2 separate regions of the Homo sapiens genome follow, and region 2 is linked to region 1. A link is an interaction called in ENCODE POLR2A ChIA-PET data of the cell type or tissue named here. Cell type or tissue: PC-9. All regions are shown on one strand.

Evidence for each region. ChIA-PET counts read pairs that join two places held together with the same protein. Peaks named below come from ENCODE experiments on the same cell type or tissue, not always from the same donor. Only the 100,000 strongest peaks of a DNase experiment are listed, where the experiment ranks them.
Region 2: POLR2A ChIA-PET joins it to region 1 with 25 read pairs; 5 of 35 experiments call an interaction of 5 or more read pairs at or near these places.

Annotation. Positions count from the first base shown.
Region 1 is chr7:22,563,541-22,567,540 of GRCh38, forward strand. It overlaps STEAP1B-AS1 (STEAP1B antisense RNA 1), which reads left to right. Exons shown (of 4, transcript NR_038393.1): 2 at 1,426-1,612. Among named protein-coding and RNA genes, the nearest start is that of STEAP1B-AS1, 2.2 kb to the left of the region's middle. RefSeq lists an enhancer at 1-323. In PC-9, no CTCF peak of the experiment used is centred here; DNase peaks (open chromatin) are centred at 581, 1,241, 1,851, 3,211 and 2 weaker places; H3K4me3 peaks cover 1,950 bases; H3K27ac peaks cover 3,132 bases.
Region 2 is chr7:22,690,895-22,694,894 of GRCh38, forward strand. No RefSeq gene overlaps it. Among named protein-coding and RNA genes, the nearest start is that of IL6, 34 kb to the right of the region's middle. In PC-9, no CTCF peak of the experiment used is centred here; no DNase peak of the experiment used is centred here.

The DNA.
Region 1 (4,000 bases):
AACCACGGGCTTCCCCTTGGGAAGAGGCAGAAAATACACTTCCCAGGTTCTCACTGCCAGCTCTGACAGGCTGAACTGCAGTTGGAGAAGGAAACTGAGGACTGGGCTCCCTTCCTGTCTCCTAAGCCAGGGCAGAGCTGGGCTTCGGGTGATGGCAGGAGACAGAGAAGCAGGTAACTTCCCTGGAGGGAGCTGAGCAGGGCAAGTCCCCTCTTCCAGGGACATTCCAGGCATGACAGAGGTGCACAGGCACAGAAGCCCTGCTGCTTCGGCAAGCTAGGCTGCTCATAGCTGTGTCTACCCCTTCCCGGGACGTGGACTGTGGGGAGTGTCTATTCAGGACCATCTAGAAGAGTTCAGAGCCTTTCAAACTTCTTTTCAACATGCGTTCCTGACTGAGGACACAGCTCAAAGCTGCCTCTCAGGCTTAGAAACACTTCTTAATTTTCACTGTCGAGGGCTAGCTTTGAGTCAGATCCTTTCACCTCATCAAAAAGGGTGTCAGCACACAAGCGCTCCGAAATTACTCGCTTGGCTTTCTGCTCAGGGTGACTGTGGTAAAGAAGTTACAGCCCACAGGCAAACCCCAGTAATTGGCCTTGGCCTGGAGCCACACCTTGGAAGCCATCTCCCAGCGGGAGTGAAAGGACTGTGGGGACAGGGCATCAATGTCTGCCCAAGGCAAAATAGGGCGAACAGTAGCCTGCCTGTGGCACCCTCCCCACCTCTCTTCTAGAGCAGTAACCTTTCATTTTCTCAGCCTCTGCATGGGAAGTCTCATTTAGGCTCCTTAGTTCACCCACACCTTGCTACGACAAACAAAAAATGATAACCATTACAATATATGGAGTCCTTACTACGTGAGCAGCACTGTATAAGGTGTTTTCCATGTATCATCGTGATCTTCACAACAGCTGCTCAAGGAACGCATCATAATGGCCCCTTTGGAGGGAACTACAGGGACCCAGGGAGGCTAAGCTACCCTTTAAGGTAAAACTGGCCAGGCCAGGATTTGAACCCAAGCCAGCCTGACTCAACAGCAAGTGCGGTTTCCCCAACACTATACCATCTACCATTCCCAGACTTCTCAGGCTTAGGCTATGTCTGGTTTCTACGACATCATAAAATAAACATTATTAATTCATGAAGAAGCAAAGGACGTGAGCCATGGGAGTCATTGGGTAGATGAATATTGAATGACTGAATGGACCGGAGCTTCTGTCAGTTCCCTCTCATCCAAAGACTCAGCACCTCCAAGGCTCAGACTCCCAGGGCACTGCTACCTCAGAGATCTCTCCAGGCTCTGCTCACAGGCACTCACCCACTGCCTGACCTTGCAGGCTCCTGGAATTAAGCCATGAGTGGTTTCCTGTCTCTTGACAACATCTACCCAGAACTCAGACTTTGGTTTTCCTTTGTCCCTAGACCACAGCCTGAGGCAGCCAAACCCATTTCCTTGGGGATCCAGCGCAAACCAGAGAGTGTGGACAGGCCGATGGAAGAATGTTGGACCAGCTTTAAGAATGGGCTGTTCTAAGTCATGAATATTGTAGGAAGCAGCTCTAAGGACCACAGGGCTGGAGGGTGCACAGGAAGGGGCCAGTGCATACAGGTGAATGTTGGTTTTATTTTCAAATTTGTGCATCAAGGCTCTATCTACTTTTTTCCCTCTGAAATTAGGAAAATGGAAATAAGACACCCCTAGGAGTGCCACCATAGCATGGCCTAGCATTTTTTCAAATGATCTTTAGATTCAAGGATGATTCGGAGGAAATGGAGATGCTGATTATTTTGTTAAACAAATGCTGCCTGTTTAGAAACCACACACAGACAGCTCATGAAGTGGGAGAATGACTAATTGCTATGGCTAAAATCAACTCCCTTCAGTACTGGACTCACAGGGATCTTTCTCACAAGGCCCAATTATGCAAATTGCTGAGGCAGTCTTTTTTTTTTTTTTCCCCCCCCCTCTCCTCATGGCAGGAAAAAAGAAGCTGTTTCTCTTCCTTAAAACTGTTTTATCTGGCCTGAGTAAGGCACAGAGGCAACTTTCCCCTGGGGTGTGCCTGTGCTTGTGACTGTGGGCAGCAGACAGACCAAGCTGTTTCTCCTCTGCCTGTCTACACCTGTTCTCCACTTGCTCACACCCTGCTCTCTCCTCCTCTAGCAGTGGCTGCTGCTTCCCAGTCTCCACGGCTGCCCCTTCCCAGCATCTTCACACTGAAGGGCCAGTGTGCAGTCCTCCACCCCCTTCTTTCTCTTCCTCCCTTGGTGACTTCATTCAGTCTCTTGGCTTTCAATAGCGCCTGCCTCTGAGGAACCCTGCCCAGACCTCTCTTCTGCACCCCTACCCACATTTCCAAGTCCCGATGCATCCTCTCCATCTTCCTGTCCAACAGCCTCCCCTAACTTCCTAGGTCTAATGTGAAGGGCTGGGTCTTCCCCCAAACGTTTCCACAGGAACCTTTCTGTCTCAGTATTCTGTCTCAGATGCAGGGAACAGCATCCCCATCCTCCCAGGTGCTCCAGCCAAACACCATGGAGTAGTCTTTGACCTTGGTACCCCTCCTCTAATACCCAGGCTATCATCTATTGGGACATCTGCTGGCTTCAAAATATATCCAGAACCAGACTCTTTCTCAATCCCTCCATTACTATTGCTCTCCTCATTTCACTCAAAGTAAAAGCCAAAGTCTCCACAATGGTCTAAAGGCACTACCAGGCACTTTCCCTCTGACCTCACCTCCTACTTCTCTCCTCCTTCTAACTGCTCCAGCCACGCTGGCCACCTGGCTGTTCCCCAGACACACCAGGCACCTCCCCCGACCTTAGGACCTTGGCGCTGGCTATTGCCACCTCCTCAGGACTTTGGTCAAATATCACCTGCCCGCTGAGCCCTGCCTAGTCACCTCCAGGAATCAGACCCCAGAATGAGGAAGCCCTAGATCCCCAAGCTAGTACTCTCAATTCCTTGCCTTCTATATGAACTCATAACTCTATATAGAAGGTTATCACCTTCTAACATACTTGGTAATTTACTTATTTATAATGATTACTATTTATTGCCTGTCTCACTCACAAGAATGTAAACTCCATGAGAGAAAGGTGTTTTGTTTTTCCATTTTGTTCACTATGTATCCCAAAGGACTAGAACAGTTTCTAGGCACACGGTAGGCAGTTGATAAATATTTACTGAATGAATGAACACTACACAAACACCTTGCTGTTTCGTCTGACTGACACCTGGACCCTGAGTAAGGCTTAGATGTGGCTTTCACTCGGGGTGTGCCTGTCCCTGTGGAATCTTAATAAGGGAAAACACCATCCCAGGATTCCCCCTGGGGGAGGCCACTAGCATCCTGCCGACCTTTTTTTTTTTGAAGTAACTTAATTTTTATTTTCATGAATACAAAATAGTTGTACAGATTTCTGAGGTACATGGGATAATTTGATACAACCATACAGTGTATGGCTGAGGTATCCAGCACCTCAAGCATTTATCATTTGCTTGTCTTAAGAGCATTCCAATGCCACTCTTCTCGTTATTTTGAAATATACAATAAATTATTGTTAACTATAGTCATCCTATTGTGACACCAAACACCAGGTCTTACTCCTTCCATCTAACTATATTTTTGTACCCACTAACTAATCTCTCCTTATCTCCCCTCCCCACTACCATTCCCAGCCCCTGATAACCATCATTCTACTCTCTACCTCCATAAGATCAAGGGTTTTGCTCCCACAATATAAGCGATAATGTGATATTTGTCTCACTGCACCTGGCTTATTTCACTTAACAGTGTCCTCCAATTCCATTGACATTGCTGCAAATGACAGGATTTCATTTTTTATGGCTGAATAATATTCCATTATATATATCTGCCACATTTTCTTTGCCTATTCATTCATTGATGAACTTGTAGGTTGATTCCATATCTTGGCTATTGTGAACAGTGCTGCAATAAACATGGGAATGCAAATATCTCTTTGATATACT
Region 2 (4,000 bases), 130 kb after region 1:
AGGATTCACTAAGAAATTATCTATCCACTCTTACAAATCATTTAGAAAGACAGCAGGCCAAAGAAAAACAAAGGACATCAACATAAAGGGGACACTATACACGTGATGCTCAATATCCACGAATAACAGTAAAAGAGTGAGGACTAAAAAATGAATAATATTCAATGTTGATCAAAGCGTGGAGAAGCATCTATTGTTTGTGGGAGTATAAACCAGTGCAATTTCTCATAAGAGAAATTTGATAGACCTATCAAAACTGTAAATGCACATACCCTTTGTCCCAGAAATCTCACTTCTGGATATTTATCTTGCAGATTTAATATGGCATAGATCCATATTCAGAGATATTCATTAAAGCAATATTTGAAATAGCAAAAAAATCTGGAAACAATTTAAGTATCCATCAAAAAGAGAGACTGATTATAGCAATCATGGTAACTTCACATCGTAAAGTATTATGTAGTTCCTTAAAAAGATCAGGAAACCAGTCATAAATATATTTTAATTACATTGTATTTCATAGTCATATACGGGAACTTATTTTAAAAGTCAAATGACATTAAGATTCTTAAAATGAAATATCATAATTCCCTGTTCTCCTCCCCAGTTCCCTGGTTCCTTCCCCAGAAACACTCTTGTCTCACTATCTTAGCTGTGATATCTTCTGGCATTTACTCATCACCTTATTTCTAAACCAGTACTGTTGTTTCTGGGACACATGTGATTTTATTTATTTAAATGAATTTTTTGGCAAATACAAAATATAGAAGTATAATACAAGCCACATATGTAATTTTAAATTTTCTGGTAGCCACATTTAAAATAATTAAAAGAAATAGGTCCAGGAATGGTGGCTCACGTCTGTAATCCCAGAACTTTGGGAGGCAGAGCCTAGCAGATCAGTCGAGGCCAGGAATTTGAGACCAGCCTGGCCATCATGGCGAAACCCCATCTCTACAGAAAATACAAAAATTAGCCAAGCGTGGTGGTGCACGCCTATAATCCCAGCTACTCAGGTGGCTGAGGCACAAGAATAGTTTGAACCCAGGAGGCAGAGATTACAGTGAGCCAAGATTGTGGCACTGTACTCCAGCCTGGGTGACAGAGTGAGTCTCTGTCTGAAAAAAAAAAAAGAAAAAAGAAATAGGTAAAATGAACTTTAATAAAATCTTTTATTCAATCTAATACATTCAAAATATATCATTGCAACATGTAATCAATATAAATATTCTTTTTTTTTTTTTTTTTTTTTTTTGAGACAAGGTTTCATTTTGCTGCCCAGGCTGGAGTGCAGTGGCATGAACATGTCTCACTGCAATCCTGGGCTCAAGCAATCCTCCAGCCTCAGCCTCCCATGCAGCTGAGACTATAGGCACATGCCACCAGGTCCTGCTATTTTTTTTTTATTTTTTGTAGGTACAGGATCTCACTTTGTTGCCCAGGATGGTCTCGAAATCTTGGGCTTAAGCAATCCTTCTGCCTCAGCCTGCCAAAGTGCTGGGATTACAGGCATGAGCCACTGTGCCCAGGTAAAAATTCTTAATGAGATATTTTATGTTCTTTTTTTTTCTTCTTTACTAAATCTTCAAAATTCAGTGAGTAGTACACACGAACAACATATCTCAATTTGGACCAGCCACATTTCTAGTGCTCAGTAGTCACATATGGCTATTGAAGCTAGTGACAATCATATTGGATAACACAGCTCTAAACAGAATTCTGCTGTTTTTTGATTCATTATTGACTTCCTACAATGGGTAAATGATGGTCTAGCTCTCCTAGGACTGTACTTTCTCTTTATGACTTTATAATACATTATATTTTTTGATTAACTATTCAGTATTTGCATTATATTCCCATGCAAATATTAATCACAGCAAGCATTGCAGTGTGCTATGAAAGTGTTTATTCTTGTTTCTTTTCCCTGAATTTAATAATTGCCATTTTTTAAGCTTATCTTGAGAATCTTTATACCTATTATATTAACTCTTCCACACCAGCAAATGGCCTTTCAGTGCAGTGTTCCGCTAGTCAGTCCCATCAATTTATCAATTTCCAATGGTCTCCCCTCTTCTACTTGCTTGCTTTATACTCTTTTTTTTGAGACAGGGTCTCACTCTGTTGCCCACGCTGGAGTGCAGTGGCGTGATCTCAGCTCACTGCAACTTCTGCCTCCCAGATTCAGACGAGTCTCCTGCCTCAGCCTCCTGAGCAGCTGGGATTACAGATGTGTGCCACCACAGCTGGCTAATTCTTATATTTTTAGTAGACGGGGCTTCACCATGTTTGCCAGGCTGATCTCAAACTCCTGACTTCAAGTGATCCGATCCACTGGCCTCAGCCTCCAAAGTGCTGGGATTACAGCCATGAGCCACTGCACCTGGTCTGTAACCTCATTCCAATCAAACTAATCTTCTAGTAGTATATGTCTGTACTACCCAAAGTGATGCACAGAGTCAATGCATCCTATCAAAATTCCTACTGAATTTGTGGCCGAATTAGAAAAACACATCCTAAAAATCATATAAAACCTCAAGAGACCCCCAAATAGCAAAAACAATTTTGAAAAAAAAAAAAGACAAATTTGCAGGACTCACAACTCCTGATTTTAAAACATATTACAAATCAACAATAATCAAAATGTCATGGTGCTGACATAAAGACAGATATACAGAGCAATGGAATAGAATAGAGACCCCAGAAATAAACTTTCACATATATGGTCAAATGATCTTTGACAAGGGAACCAAGACCAATCAACGGAAAAGGATAGTCTCTTCAACAAATGGTGCTGTGGAAACAAGATACCTGCCTGCAAAAGAATGAAGTTGGATCAGTATCTTACACTATCTACAAAAATTAACTCAAAATGGATTAAAGATTAAAAATAAGACCCAAAACAATAAAACTCCTAGAAGAAAGGATATGAAAAACAAATTTAAAAAAAACACCACATAATTAAAAGAAAGAAAAGAAACAATAAGAAGAGAAAATTTGGAAAAAAGCTTCATAACACTGGATTTGGCCGTGATTTATTGAATGTAACACCAAAAGCACAGGCAACAAAAGGAAAAATAGGCAAATGGGACTACAACAAACTTTACAACTTTGTGCATCAATGGACACGATCAACATCATGGACAGGTAGACTACAAAATGAAAGAAAATATTTGCAAATCATATATCTGATAAGGGATTAATATCTGGAATGTATAAAGAACTCTTGTAACTCAGCATCAAAAAAATCAAATAACTCAATTTTTTAAGTGACCAAAGAACTCAAACAGACATTTACCAAAGATGACATACAAATGGCCAACAGTCATGGTGCTCAACATCACTAATCAGCAGAGGAATGGAGATCAAAACCACAACGTGATATCACTTCACACCGATTAGAATGGCTACTATAAAAAAATAAATAAGTGTTGCCAAAAATGTGGAGAAATTAGAACCCTTGTATACTGTTGCTGGGATTATAAATGGTGCGACTGCTAAGGAAAACAGTGTGGTGGTTTCTCACAAAATTAAAAATAGTAGTAACATATGATCCAGCAATCCCAGTTCAGAGTATAGATTCAAAATAATTGAAAGCAGAATCTCAAATTGATATTTGCATATCCATATTCACAGCAAGAGTATTCACAATAGCCAAGAGGTGGAAGCAACCTAAATGTCCATCAGTGAATAAAGAGATAATCAAAATATGGTATGTACATACAATGGAATATTATTCAATCTTCACATGGAAGAAAATCTGTCACATGCTGCAAAATGGATTAACCTTGAGGACTTTATGCTAAGTGAAATAAGTCAGTCACCAAAAGCAAATACTCTCTGGATCCACTAACATGAGGTATCTAAAATAGTCAAATTCATGGAAACAGAAAGTAGAATTGTGGTTACCAGGCTAAAGGGAGGGGGCCTAGGAGGTTATCGTTCAATGGGTATAGACTTTCAGTTTTGCAAGATAAAAAAGTTCTAAAGATCTGTTCCACAA